2 separate regions of the Mus musculus genome follow, and region 1 is linked to region 2. Evidence: chromatin loops called from intact Hi-C (ENCODE). Cell type or tissue: left cerebral cortex. All regions are shown on one strand. Links, peaks and the distances in the headings refer to the core of each region. The heading gives the core; the rest is flanking DNA. Region 1 overlaps Actr3 (ARP3 actin-related protein 3). Region 2 holds the start of Slc35f5 (solute carrier family 35, member F5).

Region 1 (16,609 bases), core at 2,836-10,835, 160 kb before region 2:
AAGGAAGGAAGGGAGGAAGGGAGGGAGGGAGGGAGGGAGGGAGGGAGGGAGGGAGGGAGGGAGGGAGGGAGGAAGGGAGGAAGGAAGAGAGGGAGGGAGGGAGGGAGGGAGGGAGGGAGGGAGGGAGGAAGAGAGAGAGGGAGGGAGGGGGGAGGGGGAGGGAGAGGGAGAGAGGGAGAGAGAGAGAGGAGAGAGAGAGAGAGAGAGAGAGAAAGAGGAATGTATGTTCCTTGACTAAATAATATAACATTGTTTTTGTTTTCTTCTGTTTTTAATTTTATTCTGTTTTCCTTTGGCTTGACAGATCATTCTTAAATCAACTGGTGAAATATGTCTTAGGTCAACAGCCATACCTTGTGTTTATAATCAATGTATGAATTCCCCTAAGTCAGAATTTAAACTTTTATGTGTGTGTCATGGTATGCTTGAGGAGGACAGAGGATAACACTGAGAGTTGCTTCTTTCCTTTCACCTTTCTATGGATTCTAGGGATCAAACTCAGGTCAGGTCACTGGGTGTGTACAACAAGCATCTCACCAGGCCCTGCTACACAGATTTAAAACTATATCTGTGAAACACAAGTCAGCCTTTCACACAGTGGAGTTATGTGAGTGTCAGAAGAATTGGTTGGTTGAGGAGGAAAGCAAACATAAAAACCTTTTTTGCACAAGCAGTCTGCCTGAGCTGTGACATTTTGTCATTTCTCAACAGAGCTCAAACCAGAGCAAAGTACCAAGCAACAAACTGCACCCATGATTCTAGGGATAGTGGCTACCTTCCAGCAGGACGCCTGGCATGATTGTCTTAATGCTCCTAAGTGAGAGCTGGCAAACATTCCTGTCCAGAATGCAGTAACAAGGGGGTCTTCCACATTCTCTGTCAATGGTTGAGAAAACCAACCTTCAATCTACCACCACTCAGCTCCTCGCTTAACTTCAGCCTGGCATCTACAGTTCTCTTCAAATCTCTTTGCAAACGACGTCCAAAGTCCCTGAACATGGTTGAACCACCAGAGAGGACAATGTTCTGTGGTGGTAGAAAACAAAAACAAAAAAAACCAAAAATTATGATCTTTATTTTAAAAGAGAAGCAATCTAGAGACAAATATACAAGAATTCAATTGTGTCTTTTCTAAGACACAATTCTCTAATATTCAACAATGAACAAGAATAAAGGCTTTAAAATATGCTATTAAATATTATGAAAAGAAAACTTAAAACTCCAGTTTTTGCTGTAAACACTAACCTTGTAGAGAGGACGCCGGACATCAATGGGGCAATTCTGAATGACTTCATCTACAACTTCTGAGATAGGTTGTGTAAAATCTGGATTAGCAAACTGAAAATTAAGTATATTTTATACATGAGTGTATAGAATTGTTATGTTAACATTGTGTTAGTGTAATGTTCAAGTTAATAACAATCCAGCTCAGGAGTGAAAGGACCATGGTGACCAACATACTACAGCTACTGAGGATAGAAGTCAGGCAAGATTCAATTAACAAGCCATGCCTGTACTATGAGACAGTAGATATACAATAGGAACTTCTGTACACAGCTAAGAGAATACCCGAAGAGGAAAACAATCTGGCAACAGCTGTCAAAGATCCAAGGAGCCACACACCATTGGCTCTTCTTCAAACATTCCCAAAGGGAACTCTGATCTATATACTTTATGTAAAACTTCACCACAGTGAAAAGGTGCTAGAGAAATGGCTCAACAATGTAAAACATTTGTTGTTCTTGCAGAGGGACCTGGGTCTGTTTCCAAAACATACACGCTGGCTCCCTCCTTTAATTCCAGTTCTAGGGGATCCAATGCCCTCTTTTGACCTCTACAAGCAATAGGCACATATGTAGTACACAGACATACATGCTTACAAAACACACACATAAAATAAAATCTATAAAAAGGTGAAAATAACCACCAATGGTCCACCAGTAAGTAAGATGTTGTACACCTAGTCATTAGATTCTGCATCTGCAAACTGACTTGCTACCCTCATATGAACAGGTTACACTCATTTCCACATACACAGGGCAGCAGCACTTTCAATCCAAGTGCGTACTTGTACGTTCCTGGTTGACGCTGAACAGCGTGGTACAGTTTAGGGTTAGTATTCCCCTGCTATGATCCTGATGTGACCCCGATGATTAGACCCCATCCACAGCACATGCTGACGTGTAGACCTGTGTCTAGGAAGAAGTCTGGGGTGTGTCTTACCAACAAAGTGCGCGTTACGCAGCATCTTTAAGACATAGATAGCAGAATGGATGTCAACAATTATTTCAAACAGATGAACACACAGACCAGAGGTATGCAGATAGGATGGAGAAAACTTGACAAGGGACAGAAAACTATCTTTTTCTTTCCTTAGGAGCAATAGTTCAGTATGCAGTACTTTATAATATTCTCAAGGACTTTATCAACAGATGAAGACAAAGAGTCAGTGATGTATTTAGTATTATTCATCATAGCCAAAATAAAGCCCTCTCTATCTAATATGTGATGCTCAAAAGCAAACCAACATGCCACATGTTTGTAGACCGCTACATGTAAAGTAGATCCCAACTCTGCATTATAAGGAAATAGAAAACAGAGCTCAGCTTGGCTAGCTCTAGACGAGTCATTTAAAGACAAGCTCATATGCAGTCAGAGGCAGGCTGACTGTAAAAGAAACCAAAACAGAACTTGAGACTACTGTCCAAGATGGCATTTGTGACTACATACAATCTTTGTTGGCTTTAGACTGCAAACAGTGAAGAGCCCTTAGTTCTCAAAGCACTGTGGTAATAATAAGCCCATGGTAATACTTTAACTTCAGAACCTGGCACTGGTTTTATTTTGTTTGTTTAACAAACACTTAATTTCCCCAAATCTAGAAAGTAACAATTTGACAGAAAAATCTTTTTTATTACACTGATTTCTACAAAACCCTTCCACTGTTAAGCATAACTAGTAAAGTCTCTTCATTGCCCTTTGTCATCACTAATATTTACCTAAAACAGCCACAGCCACACACACACGCACACACACACACACACACACACACACACACACTTCTCCTATGATATATTGTTAACCTTTCCCATAATCTTGCTCATCTTATCTGCTATACTGTGAACAGAAGGCGAGAGAGCAGGGCTGGCTGTGCACATCACAGCTGTGTCTGCATCCTTTGCACTGCACTCCATCTCCTCATGTCTGATTTTTACTGACCCACAATTTTTCTAAGAAGCTTAGGCTGACCCAGAATTTTCGGTAATCCTCCTACCTTAACCTACTGAGTGTTGGGATTACAGGTGTGGACACAACTTCCAGTTTTTAGTCTTTAACCAGGAATGCACAAAAGTAAAACTTTACAAAACTCTCTATGTTCCTATACTCTGTATCCACCATGGAAATTCTGATACAGAAAGAAATGAAGTTTAACTTGGGCCTATCTGTTGGAATATAGGGCCTATCCACTACAATGCAGAATCTCCCAAATGAAAATCAGAATGGTGGCAAGTGGTTAAAGGTGTGTGCTACCCTTGCAGAGGACCTGAGTTCAGTTCCCAGCCCCTATGTGGGGGAAGCTCACAATTGCCTTTAAGTAGCTCCAGGAAGATTGACCCTCTAGAAGATCCAATTCTGGCCTTGGCAGGTACCTGCATTCAAGTGTACCCACATACACCCATAAATATAAATATAAATTTAAAAATTTTAAATATTTAGAGCTAGAGAGATAGCTCAGCAGTTAAGAGTACTGGCTGTTCTTCCAGGGGGAACCCCAGGACCCACAAGTGTGACAGCTCACAACCATCTATGACTCCAGGTCTGGATGATCAATGAATGCCCTCTTCTGTTTTCCATGGGCACAAAGCAGGGCAATGGTGCATAGATGTACATGCAGACAAAACATCCACATACATAAATAATAATCTAATTAAGGAAAAAGAAGGTCAGGTTAATATAAACGGGTTAAAGAAAAATTAAAATTTCCTCAAAAATTTAATAAACTCAACAGTGGTTCCCCCAAACTAATTCTTGGCCCTTCCTTCCTTCAGCTTCCTTTTAAGTATTAGTCTAACTGTTCCCTGGTCAGGTCTCAGCCGCACAAGCTGTTGAGAATGTTCTAAGAGGCTATTAAAGGAGGATTATTCAGGTAGACTGAACATATCAAATAAATACAATACCCCATGTCTGTGTCATAGTTAGAAATATATTCATAAATTTAAAGTATAAAATGGCTTTAATTTTTTTTTGTTTGTTTTTTGTTTTTTGTTTTCCAGACAGGGTTTCCCTGTGTAGTCCTGGCTGTGTCCTGGAACTCACTCTGTAGACCAGGCTGGCCTTGAACTCAGAAATCCGCCTGCCTCTGCCTCCTGAGTGCTGGGATTAAAGGCGTGTGCCACCATGCCCGGCTAAATTTTTCTTTAAAAAAAAAATTTAAAGTTCCAAATACACTCCTTCTAAAATCTTTCTAATATCTGTGGTGAACTTAGCTATTCAAAAAAAAATTTTTTTTTCAACAGGATGTCTGCATCACAGTCCATCCTCAAGGCTCAGGGAGCTATGGGAATAATAGGAGGCTGAAAGAATAGGAGCCAGAGGTGCTGACTCCAAGGAAGCAGTGTCTTCCAGACATGATAGGAATGATGCACACACAAAACCTAGAGAGTGTGCAGCACACACAAGATGTTCACAAGCTCAAACCAGACAAACTGCAGCACTGAGAGGGGCACACAAATTCCCACCCCTTGTGAGAAACTCTGCAGTAACTGATATCTACTAGGAAAATCAGCGAGGTTCCTGGGTATAGGGCAAGGTCCATGCCCAGGAAGCCAACACAAAACTGAGTGATTTAGACTTCATATATTATTGACTACTTTGCCTTACTGGTCTTCGTTTTTATTGAGAAAGAGAAAAGAAACACAGACAGAGACAGAGAGACAGAGCTTCACCATGAAGTTGAGCTGGTACAAAGCTGAGGAAAGGAGCTGGGAAGTTAGGGGAGGGGAAAGAATTATGATCAAAATATATTGTAAAAACATCCCTAATAAAAACCAAAAGTCAATCTTCTCATCTTCCATATATTTTATCATCAGTATTCAAATCTTAGATAGGTTAAATATTCTATCATTCATCTAGTCCAAATTAGAAAAATGAATGAATACTTCAATTAACAGGGAAACTAGAACACAGAGGAATCTTAAATATTCACTTGGGAAGTAGCACACTTTCTATAAAACACACACACACAAGCAAGTTCTATTCTGGGAAACTACAGTGAACTAACTAAATACACTCATCTAATTTTCTCTCACCAAATTAAAACCATTGGTAAAGAGAGTTTTTAATTGAAAAAAAGTCTAAAACAGACAATGCAAAGGTACAGCTGTTGAGAATGTGCCGACCCTTACACTTCAGTCACCAGTGACGTCAAACAAGAATGACGTTGTTCTATAATGGACCTTTCGCTCAAAGAACTAACTACATCTGGAGGCTTAGAAATTGAGGCAGGGGAGACAAAGGCATACAGTCCCATAGTCAGCCCCAATTCTCTGTAGGAGCCCATCAAATGTTCTCTCCTCAAGACTTGTATTTAATGTATTCTTAAGAAGACTATTCTTCCGAAAACAGCTTTCTGAGCTATTTTTATCCTCTCTAAAAGTAATCAAAGTACACAGAGGGTGTCAGAAGTCCCCTAAATGAACTGTCACAGAGTAGGTAAGTAGCTCAAGCAGACAGAAGCACTGACTGACTTTAACTCACATGCTAAAGAACTGTGTGTTCAAAGGGAACACACAGGGACAAGAGCAGAAGAGAAGAGGCAGTTATCTTCCATAGCTCAAAGTCAATTCAAAAATGCCTACAACTCGGTGTGTGTCTGTGGGAGGGCACAGGGGGTGGGGCAATGGATCAAAAATGTAAATCTCTACAACTCCAGCTCTGCTGTTTGGTTTGGTTTGGTGGAGCCTAAGATGGCCTCAAACTCTAGATCCTGTGCCTTAGCTTCCAGAGTGACAAGGTTACCTACAGAGCTGCAGCACCACGAGCAGCTGAGTCCAAGTTTCCAGAGACTCATCTGCTCTGCTCTCTAGTTATTCTGACTGCCACCCTACATTTCCCTTGACAAAATCTAAGTTACTCAAGGTACAGATTCTTCATATCCTTATCCCTCTCACAGCTAAGTATTTACTAAATCATAAAGCCCTCATTTTGTTTCTCCTTTCTCCATGACTGACATTTATTCACCTGAAAATCTACAACAAACTCATCTGCTTCCAACCCAATTCAAATCATTGTTCTGATACAAAACCACCTTTATGTGTGTGTGTGTGTATCTCCTACACATCTCCATGTTATATTTCCACACACTATGAATTCTCAAACATGTAAGATAGTTACCCAGCCAACTGTTGGGCTGACTTCATGTTAATCCCTCTGAGAAGTTTCCTGGTTCTTTCGAGCAGACCTGTGCTATTTCTACAAACTCAACAGCTATGTCCATCTGTTAAAGCAACTACTCTCATTTAACTACTTTTCTTATTCTCTAACCTCAAAAGAATACGATTAAATAGTCTTTCAGCTTTCAATAGTCAACACTTAATCTGAGACCATGAAAGTCACAGCCAGTACTGTGTTTTAAAAAAAAAAAAAAGCAATTATCGAAAATAACAGTTCTTGATGCTGAATAAGCACAGCAGGCACTGAATACCAAAATTCTAGTAAAGTTAAATTCTTAATATCAAGTTACCTGAAGAATTTATTATTAAAGATTACCAAGAGCATCTATTTTATTATTTTATGGAAGACTTTGTGTTCATTAGATTCCACACAGTCCTTTTGCAGTAGGGGCAGGGAATCTTTCCCAGGGATTAAGCTGTTACAAACATGAACGGCTACCTTCTGCCTTGCTCTTCTACCTTCTACCTTAGCTCTCCCCAGCACATAAAGATTAAAGAGGCAGGGTATGTACAGATAAGAAGGCTTTAACAGGAGACTCTTCTCAGGTGGGGGTGGGGGGAGTAGGCAGGGGTTGGGTGTAGGGTAGAAATCATTCACTATGGTGCTTTCCGACACTAAAAGTTTCTGAGAATGATTCTCTCTCAATTTCTTCTGACTTTCTGCTGCATATTTCAAAGTGATCTGTTTAAAACAAAGCAAAACAAAACAAAACACACCAACTACCAAGCATTACCTCTGGATGGAAAAAGATCTCGGGTCCCAGGAATCGCTCATAGCCAACATCAATAGAAAACTCTTTCTTTGAGATGGCGTTGACTCCGGTGTACTGTTTGATCCACTTTGACCCATCGGTGTCATACTTGTTAAACTCTTTTACTAAATCTGGGCAGACATAACTGTAGCGTTCCTGAAAACCAAATAAATAAAAGTTTTTTTTTTCTCTTGTTTTAGGTCAAGTTATAGTATATCAGTCAAACAATCAAATGAAAAAGATATAATTAAGTAATTTTGAGAGGTGAACTTTTAATACTAGAATATCATATTGTGTGGTACAAATGAATGGTTCATCCATACATAATTTCTTACCCCATCTATCAACACAACTAAAATCTGAAAGACTAAACTTGGTCCTAACAATTTTAATGTTACTTTATAAAATCATGCACAAAAGATTTCAACATCTACTATCTCAGTAACAAAATAGAATGTTCTATAATGGACAAAAACCAAAAAGCACAAATAGAAAAAGAATACCTATACCAACACAAATTAACACAGATCCTTTATGCCTATTTAGAATAAAACTAATTCTGATCAAGGTAATGAGTAAAGAAGAAATACAGAAATGTAAGCAACTCTGCTCTTGCCTGAAAGACTGAATTAACATCCATGATTACCTGACTGTATCCCACTGCTTCTATCTATCCCTCCATCAATTGTTGAGAAATATGCACAATATCCTGTAATTCTGAATACCAAGGACATTTTTCAAGCAGCGACAATTATTATCACAGATAACAACAACAACAACAAAATACACAAAGCTGTCATGATGTGGCATTGTGGGGTTTCACACCTTTAATCTAGCGCACTGGGGAGGCAGAGGGAGGAGGATCTTCTGTAAGTGGGAGGCCAGCCAGCACTATATAGTGAGACCCTGTTTCAATCCCCCTGCAAAAGGGAAGACTTGTATGAAAAAAAGAACAATCTCATTATCTTACATACTGTCTTAGTTAGGGCTTTACTGCTGTGAACAGACACCATGACCAAGGAAATCTTATAAGGACAACATTTTATTGGGGCTGGCTTACAGGTTCAGAGGTTCAGTCCATTATTATCAAAGCAGGAGCATGGCAGGATCCAGGCAGGCATGGTGCAGGAGGAGTTGAGAGTTCTACATCTTCATCTGAAGGCTGCTAGCAGAAGACTGTCTTACAGGCAGCTAGGGCGAGGGTCTTAAAGCCCACAGTAACAGTGACTCACTTACTCCAACAAGGCCACACCTTCTAATAGTGCCACTGCCTGGGCCAAGCATATACAACCCATCACACACATCTATCTCCAAATCTTGGAGATGGAAATTTTATTAGAGAAGTTTTTTTCAAAGACCTTCAGCATGAGCAGTCTTCCTTGGAATAAATCTAAATTCTCAGTATCCTTTTGCTTGCTTGCTTGCTTTGTTTTAATGTCATAGATTTGCCAAAGAAATTAAAAAATAATAGTGTTGATTAAATTTTTATGCATTTAGTAGTATGGAGGGATTTTGTTGTTGTTTTTATGAGATCCAGGATCTCTCTATAGCATTGCTAACCTAGATCTTGATATGTAAAGTAAGCTGTCCTCAAATTTAGAGCTCTGCCTGTCTCTGTTCCTAAGTGCTAGGATTAAAGGTGTGAGCCTGGCTTCGTATGTTTAGTTTTTAGGTTATCAACTTGACATAAAGTTCAGAAACCATTTAGTAGTCTCTTTACTATACAGGAAGTAGTCAAGACATCTTCATGGCTAAGCTTGAAAGAACAAAGACATCTCCACAAAGGTCGTACAACGAGATGCAAATAAATGAGACTTATTTTTGCAAAGGCAGATTTACATATTCAAAGCATGAGAAATACAGAAAATTTTCAGCTTTGTTGATAAACAACAAATTCCAAAAGCTATACAAAAAGAATAAGGAAATAGTTTTTCTGCATGTATGACACAAATGATATAAGAAAGAGCATACATTGTCAAAACCTAATCAAATACCTCACATACCCATCAGTTTTTGTCATGCTCCACATCACTGATTAATGTCCTGTATCTATACTGCAGAGCTCAACAAGCCAATTACACCAAAACAATTTTAGTAACAAAAAACTATTAGGATTAAAATAAAGATCTCAGAGTAAACTGAGATGTAATAATTTCTGGGTAAAATCAATCTTTACTTTTAATAAAAGGAGTAATCACAAAAGTGTATGTTTAAACACTCTTATGCTAGCCCTCTCAAGTTGAGAGAATTGATAGAATATGCAAAGGGCAGGTGATCATCAACCATTTCTCACAACCATAGATTTGTGAGAAATCTATAGAAAACAACTTAGAGGGATTGCTTTGACGAGAGCATGTTAGGTAAGGTGCAGTTCTGCCATCCCAGTTAAGCAGTGACTCGTCTCCAGCTGACCCAGTCAGTGTGTGTAGCTTACCTTCACTGCTTTCGCAGTTTCCAAGGACTGCTCAGGAGGGATTCCTACTTCTCGGTCTCGCAGCAGTTGCTGAATAAAATATGTTATATCTCTTCCTGCGATTGGAATGTGTTTAATACAGCTGCCGATAACATATCCTTCAGCCTACATACAAGGAGAAAAAAGTGTCAAATTTACTTTAGTGTTCCCAAGAGAGTAAGCTGCTTAGTGGGGAAAGTGCTTGCTCCAGGTCCTGAAAACTAGAGTTTAATCCCTATAAACTACATAAAGGTGCAGGGAGAAATCCAATCCCACTCACATGCCCAGGCAGCACGAGTAGTATCACCTCATTTCTGTATAATAATTTTTAAAAATTGTATTTCTAAAAATAGATTAGAAAAATTAAGATCCATTTCTTAGCCAGTTGTGACAAGATACCTAAAGTCCCAGCATCTACAAGGCTGTGGCAGGATTCAAGGTGTCTTCATCTACTATTGCCTCCAGACAGTGCCTCTGACTGAACCAGAAACTTGCTGTTTTTAGCTGGGCCACTGGGTCCTTGAAACTACACCATGTCTCTGTTTCCCACTACTGTGATTAGGTATGTACAACTATGACCTGCTTTTCATGTAGGTACTTGAGATCTGAACACAGGTCTTCATAGAGAAGAGAACAAACTCTCTCACCCACCAAGTCTTTATCAGCCCACAAAAATTATTTTAGATACCACAAAGGGGAAAAAAAGAGCTATCAAGTAAATTATACAAGCTATTAAATGCTAGGTACATCCTAATATGATATTAAAAGACACCTAAAGGCTAAACAAAAGGGGATATATCCACACAGTAAACTGAGACTTGGCAATATAAAGAAGCATATGTACTATAACATGGACAATTTCAAAAACATAAGTGAACACAACACAGCCTGTCATAAAGACCAGAGTATATAATTCCTCTTCTATGAAGTTACTGGACAAGCAAACTATTCACACAGAAAGCCTGTGGCTGACAGATATTATGTACACCATATTTGGAAGCTGTCATTTGCTACTTGAGCTCACTAAGAACTTTTCCTCTTGTGTGCCCTTCTTTTCCTCCTACATGACCCATGATGCCAGGTGAGATTGTCACCACAGATTATTCTGCCCCTTTCCTAGGGCTTTAAGTGAAATCAAATCTGGGGCTGATCATGCCTTATGTACTGTGTGAGGTCCACAACACTCTTTTCAGCTCTGTGACCTTTACCGGTCACAAACATAGCTATGATTTGGGGGAATAGTATGGTAAGGAGTTGGCATTGGCCTCCTTTTAGCACTGTTGATGCTCTTAAGATCTTCGAGATCCTCATGCAGTCAGTGATGGTGGTAGCCCAGGAAGAGCTTCCAGTCTTGTAAAGGTCCATCTTTCCTACCATTTGCCTCTGGGTATACTATTTCACATCCTCTTTAGCAATTTTCTGTACTTACCACAGGAATGACATGAGTGACTCCGTCTCCACTGTCTATTACTGTACCCGTCAGCGTCCGCTCTCCTACTTGTCTTGAGGTCCAGGATGCAGCTAAGGCAAGAACAGCCTAAAAGGTTAAGACAGACAAAAAATAACCTGTTAAAGAGTTACTAGGGGTGAAAGTCTACAGAAGTAAGCTGTAATGAGACTACATACTGTCTACAGTTCATGGGCCTCTTACTGCATCAGGATACTTAGAAAGTTCAGAGTTTAAAAGGAACGCTCTCTTCCTAGAGCCACAAGCAAGAGTGACACAAACATGTATGTAACATGCACAGCACGACCTTGCCCAAGCTTAAATATCAGACTACCACAAACTACCAGTATATCCTGTCATCACCATGAGCTAGCAAGCACTACTCTTAAAAACTCAGAACTCAGAAGTTCCTAAGTGCAAGCTGCAGTATACAAGTACCTTAACTGAAAAGGCCATACACACTTCCAGACACCATGAGTTAACTAGAAAACCAGTAGCACACAATACCACTTTCCTACCAAGAATCTCATGATGGCTGATACAAAACAACTCTTCCCAGGGTGGGGAAGGGGATGGGGGTAACTTTTGTAAACTGAGTATCAGTTTTTTAAAAAAGGTAATTTCTTAAAATCAAAATATATGAGTAGTTACTAAAAACAGATGATAAAACTAACTTTGCCTGCTTACAATGTAACAAAAAAAGGAACCAAGAGGTATTTAGTCTACTACCCTCCTTTAAAAACAAAATAAAAAAGCCCAAAAACCAAAAAACCTCCCAACAATCATGTGGCTTCAGACTCCTGAGATTGCAGCCATGGCTCATCACCCAACAACAACAACAAAATCATTTCAATAATACAATGACTGCTTACCAGCACACAATATTTTTAAAGGTTTAACAATGAAGAGTTTCACATAATATTAAAAGAACCCAAACTAGAATATGTATATATTAATATACCAACCAGATTACAGAAATCTTACTGACTTTTGCACACCAAAGAAAGAAACAAATACTAAATGAGTGACGAGTAGCACCGAGAAGTCAGGCAAGCACAGCCCTACCGTGTCTAAATTGTCACCTCAGGAAAGCATGGTATGATTCAAATTATGCTAAAGCTTTCTAGGAAAAGAGATATGCATGGTTTAGGAGAAAATTAAGCCTGGATAAAATGTAAAAGGCAAGCTTAAATAAGCATAAGCCACTTACCTGCACAGCAATGTACAAGCCTGGAACATTGAAGGATTCAAACATTATTTCAGCAGTATATTCCCTGTTTTCTGGAGTATTCAGTGGAGGTTCAGTCTATTGAATTGAATGGTATTTTAAATAGACAGTATCAGATCACTTTAAACTTTATAGGCAATTTCTAAAGGGGAACTAATTTATAAAATAATTTGAAAGGCACTAAATTTATAGGTAAAAAGACACAAAGACTACAGGAAGACCATAGAGAGTAAAACAGACCTACACATATACAAAAATAACATATTCTCAGTGTCTGTGTGTTCCTTCCGCTTTTGCTCTTGTTGTTCCCCGTTTGTTTTGCCCATGCCGGCTGGTTTATGTTTTTAGATGCTTGTTTGTTATTCTAATGAGATAGAAACGAAAGGGTATGGATTCGGGGGAAAGTTAGAAAGATCTTCGAGGAACTGGGGGAAAGGAACTATAATCAGAACACATTTATTATAATTTTTAGTATAATTGAAAATTTTATTTTCAATTAAAAAACTGAATTGTTCAATATCATTACAAGTCACCACCAGGAAAACGCAAACTAAGACCAAATCAACAATCATAATGACTAAAATTAAAAGAGATTAACAGGCTAAAATGCAGGAGCAATTCGATTACAATGTTGGATGAAGAGTCACCCTAGGCCAGAGTTCTATACCAGTTAAGTGTCTGCCCTGCAGCAGAGCAAATCCACAAAAGAGATGAGATTAAATGTCTATAAGGACAAGAATGTTCAAAGAGCCAGACTGTCATACATAACTGCATGATGTAAATTTTACTATAGCACATCTTATACGAATTCATCAGTGTAAAAACCAACTACAGGCAAGATTAATCTCACTTGTAAAATAAAATTAAAATAGAATGATTCACTGGTTACCTCTAGGGAATAAGGAGCATAAATTAACTAGAAAAGGTATTGATAATGTGTTATTTACACAACTACAGCTGTTAAAACTAAAGGTGGACCAATCACCTAATTCTGAAAAACTACTTTACAGAAACACATTTATACTTACTGACTACATTAAGTATGGTCTATGGCTATTTCCACTCTACAGTAGAGCTGGATAGCTGTAACAAAACCTGCTACGCTCTCATTTGGTTTCTTTAGTATCCATCCGTCTGTCTGTCTGCCTACCTAGGTAGCTATCTAAACTATCTATCACATCTATCTACCTACCTACCTACCTACTACATACCTACCACTATCTGGCCCTTTTTCTTTTGCCACACCTGGTCAAAATCTATAGAATGATTTAGCTTTGTGATTTTTTTTATAGTAAACTTTATATGAAAAAGAATATAAGTGGATGCTCACAGTCTGCTATTAGATGGATCACAGAGCCCCCAATGGAGGAGCTAGAGAAAGTACCCAAGGAGCTAAAGGGATCTGCAACCCTATAGGTGGAACAACATTATGAACTAACCAGTACCCCGGAGCTCTTGACTCTAGCTGCATATGTATCAAAAGATGGCCTAGTCGGCCATCACTGGAAAGAGAGGCCCATTGGACACGCAAACTTTATATGCCCCAGTACAGGGGTAGCCAGGGCCAAAAAGTGGGAGTGGGTAGGTAGGGGAGTGGGGGGACTTTTGGGATAGCATTGGAAATGTAAATGAGGAAAATACCTAATTTAAAAAAAAGGAAAAAAAAAAGATTGTCATTTAGTAGACAATCTTGCTGACCCCTTTGGCATGCTAAATAAAGCCCAACAAGAGGACATGTTGAATTGAAAAAAAAAAAAAATGAAAAAGAATATAAACAAATAATGAACTGTTTGATGATGGACATACTAAATGTTTAAGCATGAATTGATTCTCATCTGTATATTGTTCATTTTGATGTGATTCAAAAACAAAACAGATTAACAGATGGATAAACCAATACATGTCAAAACAATTATGCTAAATGTAATTATACTGAAATGTTAATTATTGCACTTAGGTTGTAGGCATATAGGTGTCTACAGTTATGTTCTTTTCACTACAAATAAAGTCCAGCTACAAATAGTATTCACAAAGCACCACAATGAAACACTAAACACTAGATTAGCAAAACTCATACTCAAATAAAAAAAAAAAGACATAAAATATGACAGTCATTTTATGTTGTGAGATGATAAAAGGGGAAAAAAAGGCAATGTTCACTTATTCTACTAGGAAGTTAGAAGTCCCTATCAAATCGTTTAAAAACCAAGTAAGAGAAGCTGCTTCCCAGAGATGCTCTATCTCACTAGGCACAGGCTCAGAAGCAATAGAGCCAAACAACTGTGGAGGTTAGCCTCAGAAACTGAGCTGAAAGCAAACTTTCTTCCCTCCCATGATTTTGTCAGTGACGGAATAAACAAGTATTTTCGGGTGATAGCGTAATGATTACATATTAACCACCAAAAGCATTTACAAGATTACACTTTAGTGCTTGGCCACATTGTTACTCTACCTGCAGCCAGTCGGTTTTAAGAATGACCTAGTTTTATGTAACAAAGTCTTTCAGACAAGACAACTTAAATGATTAAGTATGCTTGCTAATTACACCAGAAACATTAAAATGTTCCTTAAAAATTTTCCTAGTAGGCTAGGCATCAAGGCACAGGCCTGATAACCCAGCATTTGGGAAGGTAAGAGAGAATGATACTGAGTTTAAAGCCATCCTGAGCTTATATATCCCATGTAGAAAAAGGGGGAGTCTCCAATAAATCAGAATGTGTACTTACCAAAAGAAAGTAATGATCTTCAGGTTCTGCCCTTAAATATTTAAAAATCACTTGCTCCATAAACCTTTCCATTAAGTCCCAGTCTTCAACTATACCATGGCGAATTGGCCACTATTAAAATAAAATTCAGAAATTAAGTCTTATTAATGTTAAAAATTTGAAGCAGAGACTATTAGCTCATTAGTAGATACTAGAAAAAGATGTATTTCTTTATAACACAAGGTCATCCTGAGGCTATACATGCTTAAGTAGAAATGTACATACTTAGAGAAATGAAATTATTTTTACAATATATATCCAGGTGGTTGAAACGTAAGATGAATGTTGTCAAAAATGTTAAACTTTATCCTAATTTTCTTAATCTTTAATTATTAGCTTGTTAACTGGTATCTGTTGTATATCTAACATAGTACACACTTGGTATCTGATATGGTAACACACACTTACTGTGTTGGCTACTAAGGAGGTTGAAACACGAGGACTGCTCACAACTTTGAGAGTACTCTGGGCAACAGTGAAATGTCACCTCAAAATAATAATAGTGCAAATCAGTAAATAAAAACATTGTTAAATATATAATATTTAATACTAGAATAATAATTAAGGATTTAGGATTTACTTTAGAAAGCTAAATAGGTTTGTGTTGAATCAAGGAATTCTAGGTTATTAGTCAATCCACAAGTACATCTGTGAGGCTTAGAATTCATAAGGATACACAGGATACACACCACACCATGTGCTAGCCTAGCCTACATCTGGTTTTCAACATCAGAGTGTGCTACACTACTTCATGACACTGTTTCTTTGAAAAATTGGGTTGCCAGCTGTTGCTATATAAAAACCAAATACTGCACACATACTCCCAAATCCAGGAAGGGAGGGAGGGAGGGAGGGAGGGAGGGAGGGAGGGAGGGAGGGAGAGAAAGAAAAGGAAATAGCAATCTCTAGTTCAATCCACTGTTAACAGCTATATCAGGCCAAGCATACCAATGGGAACTGTTAACCATGAGGGAAAAGTAATTTCCTTCAAATTAAGTTGCCTTTTTATGTGGCTACTATGGTGCTTGAACCTTGCTAGCTATCTACTTAATAAACAACTGCCACATACACTCTTTTTCAAAATCTAGGTGTCACTGTAAATGTTACTGACATTTTATAAAAGGCACCAAGAAAGCTCCCTATTCTCTGTGACAGATTACCTTTCACACATTCAACACCTAAGCAGCAATGAAGGGATAACTTAGCCACAGTGTTGTCCTGAGCACCCTTGGCTGCAATACTTCAGAAGGCATGTGTGATGGTTTCAATAGGTGTGGCCTTGTTGGAGGATGTGCGTTACAGAGTGACACATGTTGAAGAGCTTTGAGGGCTCCTAGTGCTCAAGCTCCACACAGTTTGGAATCAGTGCTGCCTCCTAGCTACCTATGGAACAGTCTCCTCCTGGTTCCCTTCAGATCAAGATGTAGAACTCTTGGCTCCTCCAGTACCATGTCTACCTGCACGATGCCATGCTTCCCACAATGATGATAATGGACTGAACCTCTGAAACTGT
Region 2 (16,609 bases), core at 5,181-13,180:
TTTCTTTGTGAATGTGTTACCTCACTCAGGATGATGCCCTCCAGGTCCATCCATTTGGCTAGGAATTTCATAAATTCATTCTTTTTAATAGCTGAGTAGTACTCCATTGTGTAGATGTACCACATTTTCTGTATCCATTCCTCTGTTGAGGGGCATCTAGGTTCTTTCCAGCTTCTGGCTATTATAAATAAGGCTGCTATGAACATAGTGGAGCATGTGTCCTTCTTACCAGTTGGGGCATCTTCTGGATATATGCCCAGGAGAGGTATTGCTGGATCCTCCGGTAGTACTATGTCCAATTTTCTGAGGAACCGCCAGACTGATTTCCAGAGTGGTTGTACAAGCCTGCACTCCCACCAACAATGGAGGAGTGTTCCTCTTTCTCCACATCCACGCCAGCATCTGCTGTCACCTGAATTTTTGATCTTAGCCATTCTGATTGGTGTGAGGTGGAATCTTAGGGTTGTTTTGATTTGCATTTCCCTGATGATTAAGGATGTTGAACATTTTTTCAGGTGTTTCTCTGCCATTCGGTATTCCTCAGGTGAGAATTCTTTGTTCAGTTCTGAGCCCCATTTTTTAATGGGGTTATTTGATTTTCTGAAGTCCACCTTCTTGAGTTCTTTATATATGTTGGATATTAGTCCCCTATCTGATTTAGGATAGGTAAAGATCCTTTCCCAATCTGTTGGTGGTCTTTTTGTCTTATTGACGGTGTCTTTTGCCTTGCAGAAACTTTGGAGTTTCATTAGGTCCCATTTGTCAATTCTCGATCTTACAGCACAAGCCATTGCTGTTCTGTTCAGGAATTTTTCCCCTGTGCCCATATCTTCAAGGCTTTTCCCCACTTTCTCCTCTATAAGTTTCAGTGTCTCTGGTTTTATGTGAAGTTCCTTGATCCACTTAGATTTGACCTTAGTACAAGGAGATAAGTATGGATCGATTCACATTCTTCTACATGATAACAACCAGTTGTGCCAGCACCAATTGTTGAAAATGTTGTCTTTCTTCCACTGGATGGTTTTAGCTCCCTTGTCGAAGATCAAGTGACCATAGGTGTGTGGGTTCATTTCTGGGTCTTCAATTCTATTCCATTGGTCTACTTGTCTGTCTCTATACCAGTACCATGCAGTTTTTATCACAATTGCTCTGTAGTAAAGCTTTAGGTCTGGCATGGTGATTCCGCCAGAAGTTCTTTTATCCTTGAGAAGACTTTTTGCTATCCTAGGTTTTTTGTTATTCCAGACAAATTTGCAAATTGCTCCTTCCAATTCGTTGAAGAATTAAGTTGGAATTTTGATGGGGATTGCATTGAATCTGTGCAAGATAGCCATTTTTACAATGTTGATCCTGCCAATCCATGAGCATGGGAGATCTTTCCATCTTCTGAGATCTTCCTTAATTTCTTTCTTCAGAGATTTGAAGTTTTTATCATACAGATCTTTCACTTCCTTAGTTAGAGTCACGCCAAGATATTTTATATTATTTGTGACTATTGAGAAGGGTGTTGTTTCCCTAATTTCTTTCTCAGCCTGTTTATTCTTTGTATAGAGAAAGGCCATTGACTTGTTTGAGTTTATTTTATATCCAGCTACTTCACCGAAGCTGTTTATCAGGTTTAGGAGTTCTCTGGTAGAATTTTTAGGGTCACTTATATATACTATCATATCATCTGCAAAAAGTGATATTTTGACTTCCTCTTTTCCAATTTGTATCCCCTTGATCTCCTTTTGTTGTCGAATTGCTCTGGCTAATACTTCAAGTACTATGTTGAAAAGGTAGGGAGAAAGTGGGCAGCCTTGTCTAGTCCCTGATTTTAGTGGGATTGCTTCCAGCTTCTCTCCATTTACTTTGATGTTGGCTACTGGTTTGCTGTAGATTGCTTTTATCATGTTTAGGTATGGGCCTTGAATTCCTGATCTTTCCAAGACTTTTATCATGAATGGGTGTTGGATCTTGTCAAATGCTTTTTCTGCATCTAACGAGATGATCATGTGGTTTTTGTCTTTGAGTTTGTTTATATAATGGATTACATTGATGGATTTTCGTATATTAAACCATCCCTGCATTCCTGGAATAAAGCCTACTTGGTCAGGATGGATGATTGCTTTAATGTGTTCTTGGATTCGGTTAGCGAGAATTTTATTGAGGATTTTTGCATCGATATTCATAAGAGAAATTGGTCTGAAGTTCTCTATCTTTGTTGAGTCTTTCTGTGGTTTAGGTATCAGAGTAATAGTGGCTTCATAAAATGAGTTGGGTAGAGTACCTTCTCCTTCTATTTTGTGAAATAGTTTGTGCAGAACTGGAATTAGATCTTCTTTGAAGGTCTGATAGAACTCTGCACTAAACCCATCTGGTCCTGGGCTTTTTTTGGTTGGGAGACTATTAATAACTGCTTCTATTTCTTTAGGTGATATGGGACTGTTTAGATGGTCAACTTGATCCTGATTCAACTTTGGCACCTGGTATCTGTCCAGAAATTTGTCCATTTCGTCCAGGTTTTCCAGTTTTGTTGAGTATAGCTTTTTCTTTTTTAAATGTGGGTTCTGGAGGATAGAACTTGGATCCTTGTGCTTACATGGCAAGTATTTTCCCCTATAACCCATCTTTCCAGCAATATAAATAGAAACAGTTTTTATATCATATTGCTTAGGGGGAAATGACAGTAAGAGAAAGTCTTCACATGTTCAACACCGGTGTAATTTTTCTGGGCATTTTATATCTGTGTCTAGTTAGATCCATGGCATGTAACCTATAGGTAAAAGGACTGTCAATATCTCTGTTTCTTTGCATTTGGTTGTGCACTTTTTCCCATATTTGGGATTCATGGATTTAAAAGTAGGTTCAACTGTCAACGTAGAGGCCTAATGTCTCCGGGCAGAATCATCTGTAGCTTCCTAGGCCTTGAACTTAAATTGTAGCCTTTGAGACTGGTAGACTGGCTAGCAATGGAGGACAAGGCTGGACACACACAAATTTGATTTTATATTATGGCACAAATAGTTTGGGAGGATTGCATTTTCTGGATTGCATTTCTGGGAATGTTTTGAAAGGGGTTACACTCAATACCAGATGGATCTTAGCAAATTATGATAAATTTCACAATTTTCACCTTTTAGAGTGATCAACTCCGGAGAGTAAAAAGGAAATGAATAAAAAGATCAAGCCCATGAAGTTAGGTAAAGAGCTACAAGCAGATAGGAATGGAGACAAGAAAGTGATTCATTATGCTGGAATGATCAAGGGGCAAAGGATGCTCAAGTTCACTTAAGAAATAGTGACTACCAGCTTAGTAACTGCTGCTATTCTGCATAATGGAAAACAAAATGAGAATCCTTGTTGTTGTGGAATGAAGACTGAAAGCACACCATTGACATTTGGTGGGAAGGGAAAGGCAATGACACGTTTCTAAGACCTATCTCCCATATAATTAAGAGATGAAGCCAGCCAGAAATGGTGGTATATACAGGGTGGATCCAGTTACTCTATAGCAGGAAGGATTGAGTCCAGGAGTTTGAGAACAGCCATAAGTAGACATTACAGATGGTTGTGATTCTGCCTAGCATATGCAAACTTTAAGTTTGATCCCTAACTCTCTGAAGGAAAAACAAACAAACAAAAACCCCAGGACTTGAGGTTACTAGACTAGACAACAGTTATTTTCCAAGACTTTTAAATGACTGAGGATTTAATCTGAGTAAAAATGGGGCAAAAATGCCTGAATTGATCAGTGTCTTAGGATTACTAGTGCAGTGATAAAATGCCATGGCCCATATCACAGTTCATCATCCAAGGATTCATCACCAAAAGAACTCAATCAGGGCAGGAACCTGGAGTCAGGAGATGATGCAGAGGTCATGGGGGATGCTGCTGACTAGCTTGCCCTTCAGGGCTTGCTCAGACTGCTTTCTTGTAGCATCCAGAACCACCAGTCCAAGGATGCACCACCCACTATAGGACGGGTCATCCCACATGAATCACTAATAGGAAAGATGCCCTGCACTCTTGCCTATAGCCGATCTTATAAAAACATTTTCTCAATTAGAGTTTCTACCTCTCAGGTGACTCAAGCTCGTGTCTCGTTGACATAAAACCCACCAACACAGTCAGGCTGGTGCTGTTGTAAAAAAACCATAGCAGGACCACTGTTCTGGTTACATTTCTACTGTTTTGATAAGGAGGAAGGGTTTATTTACATGCCTACCTCATAGTTGTGGTAGTTTGAATAAGCATGGCTCAGGGAGTGATACTATTAGGAGGTGTGGCTTTCTTGAAGGAAGTGTGTCATTGTTGGGGTGGGCTTTGAGAAACCCTCCTTCTAGCTTCCTGGAAATCAGTCTTCTCCTAGCTGCCTTCGGAACAAGATGTAGAACTCTCAGCTCCTCCAGCACCATGTGTGCCTGCACACTGCCATGCTTCCTGCCTTGATGATAATGGACTGAACCTCTGAACCTGTAAGCGAGCCCCAATTAAATGTTGTCCTTATAAGAGTTGCCTTTGTCATGGTGTCTCTTCCCAGCAATGAAAATCCTAACTAAGACAATAGTCTATCACTGAGGGATGCCAAGACAGGAACTCAAGCAGGGGAGGAACCTGGAGGCAGGAACTGAAGCAGAGGCCATGGAGAAGTGCTGCTTATTGGCATACCCCTCAGTTTTCTTATACAACCAAGGGACCACATGCGCCAGGAGTGGCACTGCTCTCAGTGGGCTGTGCTTTCTCACATCAGTCATTAAGAAAATACCCTAAGGGCCAATCTGATGGGGGCACTTTCCCAGCTCCCTCAGATAATCCTGGATTGTGCCAAGCTGACAAAAAACAAAACAAAACAAAAAACCCAAACAAAAACAAAACAAACTATCTAGCCAGATAAGCCTGGTTTTATGGAGCACTCTTAGAGAATTTCCCTAAGACAGCTGGAGGAAAATATTACTGGAATAGTTAAATTAGTTTTGAGAGTGCATGAAAATAATCTACCTAGAATGATTTTATTCCACACACAAACACTGTCACCACTGTCCTTTAGCAGATGCTCTAGGAATACGTAGTAATAGTAGTAGCTTGTGTGTAGGTGCTGTCATTTTAAGCAATCCATATTTATATATGGAGAATCTAAGGCACACTGTAAATAATCCTCAATATTCTATAATAAGTTTTCAGAACTAAAACCCATGTGCTGGGTGTGTGGTAGCACATACCTTTGATCCCAGCATTCAGGATGGAGAGGCAGGCAGATCTATGTGATTTCAAGGCCAGCTTGGTCCTCATAGTAGTTTCCAGGCTGGCTCTCTCTCTCTCTCTCCCTCCTTCCCTCTCTCCCTCTCTCTCATCTCACTATATAGCTTTACCTGTCTTGTAACTCACTATGTAGACTAGGTAGACCTTGAAATTAAAGCACTGGGATTAAAGGCATATGCCATCATGTATGGCCTTGACTCTTGATCTTGACTGATTCACTATATCAGATGTTAAAAGACGGAAAAGCTTGTGCTGGAATAATATGGTGTATGGGTATAACCAAATACCTACTATGTAGTACAGTAACTTCAAGTACTTGCTACACTGTGGCTATGTACTCTGAATGATAAGTTTTTTCCCTTTCCTTTTAAAGACGGCGCACTTTCTTGGGAGTTGATGGAGCCAGCCAATACTTAGAAAGAGGATGGATCAGATTTTAAACAGGTAAAAACAGATAGAATGTTAGAGTTTTACTGCTGTGAACAGACACCGTGACCAAGGCAACAATATAAAGACAACATTTAATTGGGGCTGGCTTACAGGTTCAGAGGTTCAGTCCATTATCATCAAGGCAGGAGCATGACAGCATCCAGGCAGGCATGGTGCAGGAGGAGCTGAGAATTCTACCTCTTCATCTGAAGACTGCTAAGAGAATACTGACTTCCAGGAAGCTAGGGAGAGTGTTTTAAAGCCCACCCCCACAGTGACACACCTACTCCAAGGCCACATCTCCAAATAGTGCCACTCCCTGGGCCAAACTTATTCAAACCACTACAGTATGCTTAATCATTTGTTCTTAACTGAATGACCAAGCAAGTTGTGTTTGTTTGTGTGCAGGAGTGTACAGACAGAGGCCAGAGACCATTAGGTATCCTGCTCTGTCACTCTCCTTACTCCTTACTGAACCGGAAGTGTCTGGCAAGTAGCAAGACAGATCCTTCCATCTCTGCCTCTCATCGTGCTGGGGTTGCAAATGTGCACATGACCAAGCCCAGCTTTTTACATGGGCGCTAGGGATCTAAACTCAGGACCTCATGCTTGCACAGCAAGGACTTTTGTCCACTAAGTTATCTCTCCTGTTCCAGCAGTGGGTTTCTCAGTGACTAGAAGTGTTTGATGCCAGGAGTTTTTTAGAATCCGACCAGATCACAAAATGTCCATCTTAATTTTAGTCATAAGACTTTGTAGACAAAGTTAAAAGAGAAGGATGAAACACAGTGACTACATGAGAAAAAAATATTTCCTTGCCTCATTTGATAAAAATGCTAACAATGCAATTGTGGCTACAGAAGCCTTAAGTCTCGTGTTAATCTAAATATAAATCAGGATCCTGGCCAATTTTTCAATTTTATGGGAGCTTCAATACCCATAAAACAAAAACCCATGGTTAGCATCTGTGGAGGTCTTATGTGTCACAGGCTGAACTGATTTGTTTGAGAATGTATGTATACTGGGTGTAAACATACAGCCGAGGCACTCACATGGTTTTATGGCTTTGTTTTTGTTTTTTTCTTCCCATAAAAAAAGTGAGGGCCAGGGAGATGAATAACCTGGTCTACAACTTCTAACTGCAAGAATGAAGCTCTAGTTTACGGACAAAAACGATCTAGGAATCCAACGGGGCGCCAAGCTACACTGCCTGATTTTAGAAAGGGCTACTGGAAAATGCTTGCTTAAACACTGGAAGAAATGGTGCAGTCAGCTTTCGCTTCAGGGCGGGGCAGTGGGGAAGTCTGGCAGCCTTGCCAGGGCTGGGTTCTCCCTCTTCTAGACATCCCCGCCCTCTCCGCTCTGTTCTCTTCCCTTCTCTGTTCCTTCGCGCCACTGTCACGACTCCAAGCCACAAGCCTGTTCAAGGCTGGCGTCCACACTACGGCAACAAGAACCAGGAAACGTGCCCTCCCCCGGTCCGAAGTCGCGTCCGGCGTGACGTAACCTGCGCGCCCGCAGTCTTTGGGCTAGGGGGCGGGGCCGCTGAAGCTGACTGGACAGGGGCGGGGACTGCCGGGCTGTCTGGGGGGCGGGGCTCTGGGCAGACCACCCAGGCCTAGGGTATGGATTGTCAACTGGGGGAGGAGGCAGAATGGACGCCGGGTGGACGAACTGAGAGCTGAGCTTGACCGGTTGACTCACTGAGTGATGGGGAGGATGTCACCTAGTTGGTGGACAAGCTGGGGGCCTAGAGTCTCCAGGATGGGGTCCAGGGTACCCGGAGCGGTTCCTGTCTACCGGGATGCGCTGCCAGGTTCGCTACCCAGGGGCGGAGCTTGACTGGGATCTCGCCTAGCTAATTGCTCAAAGGGCAGCTCTAGGTGGTCAATAGGTCGGGGGTGGAGTCTGACTGGCTGACGGGCAGGAGGCGGGGCCTGCCGGTTGGCCAGCCGTGGGATGGGCTTGTTTGGCCAGCAGTGGGCGTGGCCTGGCTGGCTGACCGGCCGGGGGCGGGGCCTGGGCCGCGGCCGCAATCCGGGCCTCCAGGACTCTCGCTGCCAGCGCCGTCCGGTGGCCTGGGTCACTCCCCTCCGTCGGGGCCGAGTGCTGTGACAGCCGCGGCCTTGAGCCGAGGGGCAGCGCAGCTTCTTAAGTTGGGCTTGCTGTGGGGCACGATGCTGGGGTCTGTGCGTGCGGTGTGAGGCGGCGGCTCTGGGCGGCGGGCCGAGCCGGGGCCGCTCATGGTGCCGCCACGACTCCATCGAGGGGCAGGAAGGCCAGGTAGGCGGTGGGCCGGCGTCCGCGGCCAGGGAGGACGGGTCAGAGTTCTCACGCCCCTCACGAGGCAAGAGGCTGGGTTTTCCTCATGTCTTTCCCTCGCCAAGGGGCGGCTTCCCTGTGCCAGCTGTTTTCTGTCGTGACTGGGCGGGTGGGGAGCGAGGATGATCCTGGTTCTCACGTGAGGGGAGTGGACCCTCGCACATCACTTCCTGTCAGCGAGCTGAATCCCCTGGAGATGGGGGGGTAAGGACACGCGTGTCTAGACTGCCAGGGGCGGATGTCCTGAAGGGAGAATCTAGAGAGTTCTGTTTATGAGACTTCGAGGATCCGTTTACAGCACTCTTCAATGTGCCATATGTGGAATCTTCTTCTCTCTCTCTCGTTTTTTTTACCCGCCTGGTACCCAGGACCTCTTTGAGTATAACCTTTTATTTTTGGGGGGCTGGGAGGTGTCAGGTCGGGGACAGGTCTTAGGTATCCGAGACTGGTCTCAAAAATCACTTTGTAGCCAAGGGTAACCTTGAACTTCTGTCTTCTGCCTTACAGGCATGCACCAGCACACCAGGCTTATGGCCTGGTTCCGCACTCTACTAGCTGAGCGACACCGCTAGCATGGGATTTCTTGTTTGTATTTGTTTTGCTGTTGTTATTATTTTGTGACACAGTCTCATATGGCCCATGCTGGCCTTGAACTCAGTATGTATTCTGACTGACTTTGATCTTCTGATTCTCTGGTTTCCCCTCCCCCCACACCCCACACTTTCCAAGTGCTAGGATTATAGACACGTGCCACTGTGCCCAGTTTGGGAAGTGTTTGGGATGCAACCCAAGAACTCATGCATGCTAGGCAAGCATTGCACTACTAAGCTACATGTCCCCAGGGTGGCTTCTGTTGCATACATTTTGATAGTCCTTGAAGGTGAAGAGTGGAAAAGATGTGATTTTACACTTGAACTTTCCCTAAGCGTTATTTCTGTGGTGCTGTTTTAGGTGGGCTGAGTTCTTTACCTCCATTTGGACTGGGCTCTGCCCGCTTTGCAGGCATTGCATTTGAGGATCTCAGAGAAGCCCTTGCAACAAGGTAAATTCTCATGTTATCAGTAAAAAGCAGAGACTACTAGCAAATGTCTCTTGTTTCCTTGGGCTGGATTTCTAATTTTTATGTGGTTCTTCTCAAAGAGGCTCTAATGAGATCTCTGTTTTCTAAACTAACAGACTGCAAATGGTTTATGTGTTTATCATGAACCGTGTGAATTCCCAGAGCAGTGGTTTCAGTCAGCGCAGGCGAATGGCCCTGGGGATAGTGATTCTCCTGCTGGTTGATGTGATATGGGTGGCATCCTCAGAACTCACCTCGGTATGTATTTCTCCACCAATGATGTTGCACTGTGATAGAATTAACATGGACCTAGAGGATTTTGCTAATGATGTAGGATAACATATAGTGTCAAGCTATAGTATTTTCATGCTTCTAACATCAGTATTTTAAATATTGTTGAATTCTTTGTTTTTCTTTGGTACTGAATTAGTGTCATTTAAAGTAAAAATTGACAGGATGCTCTTTGTTGTTTTCTGAAGGTACAAAAACTTTGTGTGTATGTGTGTCTATATATGCACATGTGTGCACACGTGCCTGTGGAGGCCAGAAGGGGGCATCTGAGTCCTTGGAACTTAGATAATTGTTAGTCCTGTAACGTGGGTACTGGGGACTAAACTCTGAAGGAATACTAAGCTCTTTGAATCATGGAGCCATTTCTACAGTCCTACCTACAGCTTTCTCACATTTGTAGGAAACATATCTCAGAAGATTTTTTTTTAATTACATAAAAGGTGGTTTTGTGTTAGTCAAAATTGAATTTATTTCTTCATAAATACTGTTTTTTAGGGAACAAACATTGAGGGACAGTAGAAAGTAAGGGTCTGGGTATATAGCTTAGTAGATTCTTGATACATAAGAATAAATTTGAAAAAGAGGGTATTTTTGGAAAATAAACATAAGTCATCAGATTTTTCATGTATAAGCCACTGTTATCCACATGCATACACTGGTGAATCCACACTTGTGTGTTTACTGAGTCACACATTTTTATCAAAATTGCAGTGTTTGGCTTCAGTTAAGCTGTTTGTTAATCGATGTCTCATTGGGAGTAGTGTGGTACTTTGAGTTTATAAGCTAATTTTACTTTGAGTTTGTATACTTCTTTTTTGTTAATGATCCTTGTAAGAAGAAGATAACAATTTTGTTGTTTATAGTTTTTATTACATTTATTTATTTACTTATTTATTTAGATGTATGTGTGTGTAAATGTGCCAAGGATTTAGAACACAAAAGTTGTAGATTAAATTATAATTTAACAATTTATATCTAGAGGTTAGAAAAGTTATTGAGGCATTATGTTGTATACAGAATATGTATTTTAGGGTACTTTTGTTTATTCTGTTTATTTATTTGTTCACAGGGCAACTTGTGGAAGTCTGTTTTCTCCTTCTATTTTATGGGTCCAGGGATCAAATTCATGTTATTAGGGTTGGTAGCAAGAGCCATTACCTACTGAGCCATCCGGCTGTCACAACTTTTATTTTCAGAATTAATCACTTAGGCTTCACATATTGCAGTCATAAGGAAATATCTACGTTTTATAAACGTATGTTTATAAAATGGCTTTAAATGTCAGAACAGACCATTTGATATCCTGGATCTCACATTATAGCTAGGCCAATAGTTGCGGTTATGTCTTGTGAGTAAATAATCTTTTGCCCTTCTGAGATTTGGCTCTGGAATACCACAGACACTTTGCTTTTCACTTGAAAACTATTCTGTAACCTTTTAGATTCACATTTCATAATTTTGCTTCCGAGAAATCACTTTCATGTTGATGGGTTCCTAAAGCTAACTTTTACATTTTGCAGCATTAAATAAATTGTTTTGTTTATCCGATAAAAAGCTTTAGACCGAAACTAGGCTTGCCTTTAGATCCCAGTGCTCAGGAGGCAGAAGCTGGCAGATCTCCCTGAGTTCCCACATCAGCTTCGTCTGCATAGTGAGTTCCTGCCCACAGTGAGACTCTGTCACCCCGACTCCTGCTACTCCAAAGGAAGGATTTAGAGCATGGGAGCAGTAGTTTTATTCTAATTTAGCAAATCTCCAAAAGTTAGAAAAGTTATTGAAGCAGTATATTGTATGCAGAATACATATTTTAGGGTGCTTTTTGCATATTCAGTTTTTAGTATTTTCTCTTGGCAGGTTATCCTTGTGTAGCCCAAACTGGTCTGGAACTCACTATTTAATCCAGGCCATTTCCTCTTACATACTGGGACTCTGTATAGTGTCCCACTGTCGTTATACCTAAAAGAGCTAGAAAAGAAATTAGTTTTTAAACACATAACGTGCTTTAGTGAAAAAAATTACAAACTTGTTATCTTAGAGTATATAGAACAGGTTTAAATCTTCAGTCAAGTAAACATACCAGACTTCAGGACAAAGTGCTTGCCCCATGAGCAGAGTGACCAGAGTTTGGATCATTAGAAACTATGTAAAAACCAGACAGGTGTGGTGGCTTCCTGTAATTCCAGCATCCAGAAGACAGAGGCCAGGGGTCCCAGGGACAAACTGCCTAGCTAGACTAGTTGGAATCGGCAAGCTATAGGTTCAGGGAGAGACCTTACCTCCACAAATAGTTAGGAATGGAGAAAGCTACGGAATATCAGCTTCAGACATCTGCACACACACCTGTGCACACAAGTACCCATACACATATGCACACCCCAGACACACTAGAGACATACACATGAAAAGGGGGAGACTAAAATGGTGTAATAAACCCCAGGACGCATCGCTTTAACAGTGGTCAGTCTTTCTAATCTTATCAACTATGTTCATCCCAGGTGTCCTGGAATAGTTTATGCAAACTCTGACTACATCATTTTTTTTCTCTACTTATCTCACTGGAAATCACATTATTTTTATTTTAAAAGCATAATTGCTGCTATTACCACATCTAATAAAATGAACTATCATTTATTAAAAATCCCATGCTGATTAGTTCATAGTCACGTTCTTCCTGACGTATCAGGGTCACACACACACACACACACACACAACCCAGTTAGGCTTAGATCCACATGACTTTTGTTGCACCTCTCTACTGTGTGCCACTCCCTGTTTGCTTTGCCTTTGTGTATTAGAGAAATTAGGTCATTCGTCCTGGGAGACACCTCACCTGCTTGGTCTTGCTCATTGTTTCCTTAGCCTGTCACTTAATTTGTTCTTCCACTTCATATAAAATAGAGTTAGGGCTTGATGTAGGTTCATTTCTTGGCAAGAATATCTTGGTAGTATTGGGTACTTTATGACATCAGGACAGGAGGCATATAATGGCTGCACAGCTATTTTGGGTGATGCCATTGGATATAGTTCAGTAGATAGAGGTGCTTGCCACTATGCCCAATTGCCTAGTTTTTATCCCATAGACCCATGTAATAAACCAAGAGAACCAACTCCTACAAGCTATTGGCTGACCAGTACCAACACACACACAATTAAAAAAGTAAAATTCACCATTGGCTAGCCTAGTCTGCTCAGTGAGTTCTAGGTCAGTGACAAACCATGGCTTACACAATAGATATGTTCAAAGATGACACTGGGTCTTGTCTTCTGGTATCCATGAGCATGTGCACACACGTGTCTACCCACAAACACATGCACCTACACACACACACACACACAGAGAGAGAGAGAGAGAGAGAGACGGACAGACAGACAGACAGACAGACAGACAAAGACTTCTATAACCCTCTACCTGTTTTTTTCTCGCTTTGGTACTTCCATGACCCCTGAAACCCTTGTGTGATACTTAGTACATGTCTTCATGTATGTGTCTCCTCAGGAGCTGGGAAGACTGCTTTAGCTTTCTTTAACTTCTAACACAGATACTCCTGCATAATAGGTTTTCAGTAGACTGAACCCCACCCCTGCCCCTTTTTAAATGGTTGTTGCTGCTTCATTTGACAATATTACCTCTTGTGTGCAAGGCACATACAACATTCAGAGATGGACTTCATGTCTTGTTTTCTTTGGCTTTTCCTGCTCATATGGACTTCTAAGAGTTAAAGATGCAAAGATGGAGACAGGTAGCAAGATTTTAAACCTCTTAAGGTTGTTTGTGTAACATTTCTCTCTACAGTATGTCTTCACGCAGTACAACAAGCCATTCTTCAGCACCTTTGCGAAAACATCCATGTTTGTTCTGTACCTTTTGGGCTTCATTATTTGGAAGCCTTGGAGGCAACAGTGTACAAGAGGATTTAGAGGGAAGCCTGCTGCTTTTGTAAGTTTTCAATTTTGTCTGTTAAGTATTACTTTTTCTGTTTAGTGGTAGATCAGTTTTCTTATAGTCAGTTAAGTGTTCATTTGAGTATGTGATGGTAGACTATTAAAAAAAAAAGCCAGATAGTGGTGGGGCACACCTTTAATCCTAGCACTTCAGAGACAGGCAGGCAGATTTCTGAGTTTGAGGCCAGCTTGGTCTACACATCAAGTTCCAGGAGAGCCAAGGCCACAAAGAGAAACCTTGTCTTGAAAAGCCAAAAACCAAAACCAACATCCCCCCTCCCTCACAAAGACAACAAACAGAAGCTATTTGTGACAAATTTTGTTTTATTTTTAAGATGCATTTTATTTGTGTGTGTCTCTGAGAGAGAAAGAAACAGAAACACAGAAAGACAGAGAGACAGAGACAGAAGCAGAGGGGGGGGGGGAGGAGGAGGAGGAGGAGGAGGAGGAGGAGGAGGAGGAGGAGGAATGCATACATTTGTCAGGTGTCCATGCACAGAGGTCAGATTCAGGTGTCCAGTCCCACAGAGCTGGATTTAACAAGCATTTATGAGAAGCCTTACTTGTTAATCGCTGCTCAGATCTGAACTCCCATCCTTATAGCTCTGGAGAAAGCACTTTTAACCAGTGACTGACCTCTAGCCTATGTCTAAACATTCAAACATATTCTTCCAACTTGGCAGTAGAATATCTCGTAAGGAATCAAAAGTGTATGTCACTTTCTGTCCCTTTTGTTTTGATATCTTTGAGTTGTTAATGATTATTGAAGTAGACAACATCCATGTCTAAGGAGAGGATGAAGAAAGGAATGCCTACAAATAGTATCTAATGTCTTTAGCCATTTGCAGTTTGGATGAGTCATGTAATGAGCTGTAAAGTGAACTGGAAAATGAAGCAGTTCAGTTTTATGCATTAAGTGAAAAATTTTTATTCAGCATGTCGGATATTTGGCCAATTAAATAACATTCTTCATGGATGCTTTGTAAGGTGCTCATCCACAATGTTGATAAATATGGCAGTGTATGTAGCAACTTAACTCTGTGTAATAGTCAGCTTACATTTTTGAGAAGGGTATTAAACTGTCATTTCTACTCATTCTTTAAAAACAATTTCTCTTTCCACTCCTGTAGTAAATAGAAGTAGCATCAAATTTTATCTATTTCCTTCTTACTATTGTAAATATATGTAATATAAAATTTATTATTTGGACCAATTGTTTCATGTACAGTTTAGTGGCACTAAGTGCTTTGCTGTGCACTGTCAATCTCTAGGACTCTTTTTGTCATTCCAAATAGAAACTTTGTACTTATTAAATAAGAATCTCTAATCTCTCTAACCTCTCAAATACCTCTTAAATACAGTTTTATTCGAACACAGAAAAGGGAAAAGCATCCCTGGTCTTCCCTTCCTAGTTGCTAGTAGCTGTGATCTACTTTTCTGTTAGTTTCTGTGGGCTTAAATCGTAGTTTCCTGGTAGAGTGGCAGGGTTATGAAGTGTAACTGTACTTTCACAGTGTTAAGTAGCTCTACAGTGTAGGCCAGTCCCTGAGCTCTGTTACACACTAGTCTCATGACACTACTGGGGGTTTCTGTCTTCTTTCACTAATTCACCCATCTTTCTCTGCCTGTCTGAAATATTGCAGTAGTGTAATGAAAGGACTTGCTGTGCTTTAGCCTTACATGACTCACTGAGCTTTTAATCCAGGCTCGGCTACTTTGATGAAATAGCCAGCCTCAATTTCTTCATCACCAAAGACAAGATGATAAGATCTACTTTGCATGGCTGCACCCTTGGCATTGGCTGCTGTTGTTGAGAACAATAGATGCACAAGTTTATTCTGGACTTTAGTTTGTGTTCATTTGATCTCTCTGAATAGCCGGGCGTGATGACGAGCTTCCATGAGTTTGATGTCCTGTTCTCTGTGTTTAGTTTGCAGATGCTGAAGGTTACTTTGCTGCGTGCACAACAGATACAAGCATGAGTAGTTCTTTGGTGAGTGCTGCCTTTCTCATCCAGCCATAGCAGGAAGAGCCCAGACAGATTTGCTGCCACCCTGCTTATGTGAGAGATACAGCTCTGCATTGTGTGCTCTTGGAAGAATCACTTCCTTTCCTTAGGGAGACTGAGGGGTTAGACTGAGGGAGACTGAGGATGAAACTTACGTCGTCATTACTTGCTGAGCCATCTCACTGGCCCTTCTAGTACAAGTTTTAAAATATGGCTCTTGTGTTATTGTTGTTTGTTTATCTGAGGTTAAACTATATTGTGTGTCAAACAGATACACACAATTCATTTGTGTGAAGATGTTGTGAAGCCTTTATGAGACTTTGAGAAAAGCTGTTTGTTGTCTGAGATCATAAGCATCAGTAATATAATGTCAAATCATTTGCCTTGACTAAAAGAGAAAGAGAAAGAGAAAGACATTTTAACTGTTTTGTAAGAACTGACTGGCAGCAGATTCTCCTTCCATCTTTTAATCATTTAAAGGTTTTCAAGAATTGCTGATTTGGGATTCAGGTGGTAGCTCAGTTGCTACAGTCCTTGCCACACAAACATGAACACCTGAGTTCAGTCTTCAATGTCCATGTAAATTGCCAGGTGTGAAAACAGGAGTTTGTAATCCCAGCAGAGGGGCAGAGACAGGAAGCTAGCTGGAGCTTAGTGACCAGCCAGCCTAACGAGTGAGCACCACGTCCCAGTGAGAGAGAGTTCAAAAAACCAGATGGACAGCACCTGAGAACTAGTAACTGCCATTGATCTCTGACCTCCACACCTGTACCCACACAGACACATACACCCCATACCTCTACCCCTCCACCAAATAGTTGTTGTTGTTAAATCTTATGTATAGTAAAATAATTTGACAAATACAGATATACTATATCTTTGAATATCTGTTCCTTAGTTGCCTTCCCCATTAGTCTGTGTGTTTCTTCTTGGGGGAAGAAACTTGGTTTACTCACTCCCATTCATAGGACTTAGAACAGTGCCTGTTTAGGAAGTGCTCAGAGTTATTTTGTTTGGTTTGTTTGTGGGGAGAGGCAAGGGTTCACACTGTTGCATGGGCTGGCTCCACGCTCCTTCCTCTTCAGCTGCCCAGGTAGCAGGGCATTCCAGCAGAGTGCTGTGTATGTATGTTTGAAGAATGAGAAGAGGCAGAACATTTTCTGTTGCCTAAAAGAGGCTTATTTTTATGATACAGAGGTATTAGATGTCAGAATGTGCAAAAGATACCAAGTTTCACTTCTAAACTTTAAATTTTTTTATTATTATTGTAGTAGTAGTAGTAGTAGTTGTTGAGGGAGTGTTGAGGCACATGTGTG

The links. Peaks named below come from ENCODE experiments on the same cell type or tissue, not always from the same donor. Only the 100,000 strongest peaks of a DNase experiment are listed, where the experiment ranks them.
Region 1: a loop joins it to region 2, with 3 times the contacts of the local background. A loop is called at or near these places in 5 of 42 quality-filtered maps.

The regions. Positions count from the first base shown.
Region 1 is chr1:125,396,207-125,412,815 of GRCm38, forward strand. It overlaps Actr3 (ARP3 actin-related protein 3), which reads right to left. Exons shown (of 12, transcript NM_023735.2): 4 at 15,058-15,168; 5 at 12,314-12,409; 6 at 11,086-11,193; 7 at 9,639-9,782; 8 at 7,187-7,360; 9 at 1,246-1,338; 10 at 901-1,026. Among named protein-coding and RNA genes, the nearest start is that of Actr3, 31 kb to the right of the region's middle. In left cerebral cortex, for the core only: no CTCF peak of the experiment used is centred there; no DNase peak of the experiment used is centred there.
Region 2 is chr1:125,553,332-125,569,940 of GRCm38, forward strand. Slc35f5 (solute carrier family 35, member F5) reads left to right here and starts at 7,671. Exons shown (of 16, transcript NM_028787.5): 1 at 7,671-7,953; 2 at 8,944-9,034; 3 at 9,169-9,310; 4 at 13,137-13,280; 5 at 15,216-15,278. The coding sequence starts at 7,914. In left cerebral cortex, for the core only: a CTCF peak has its summit at 9,588 (motif pointing right); DNase peaks (open chromatin) are centred at 7,160, 7,564 and 8,062; H3K4me3 peaks cover 2,163 bases; H3K27ac peaks cover 1,976 bases.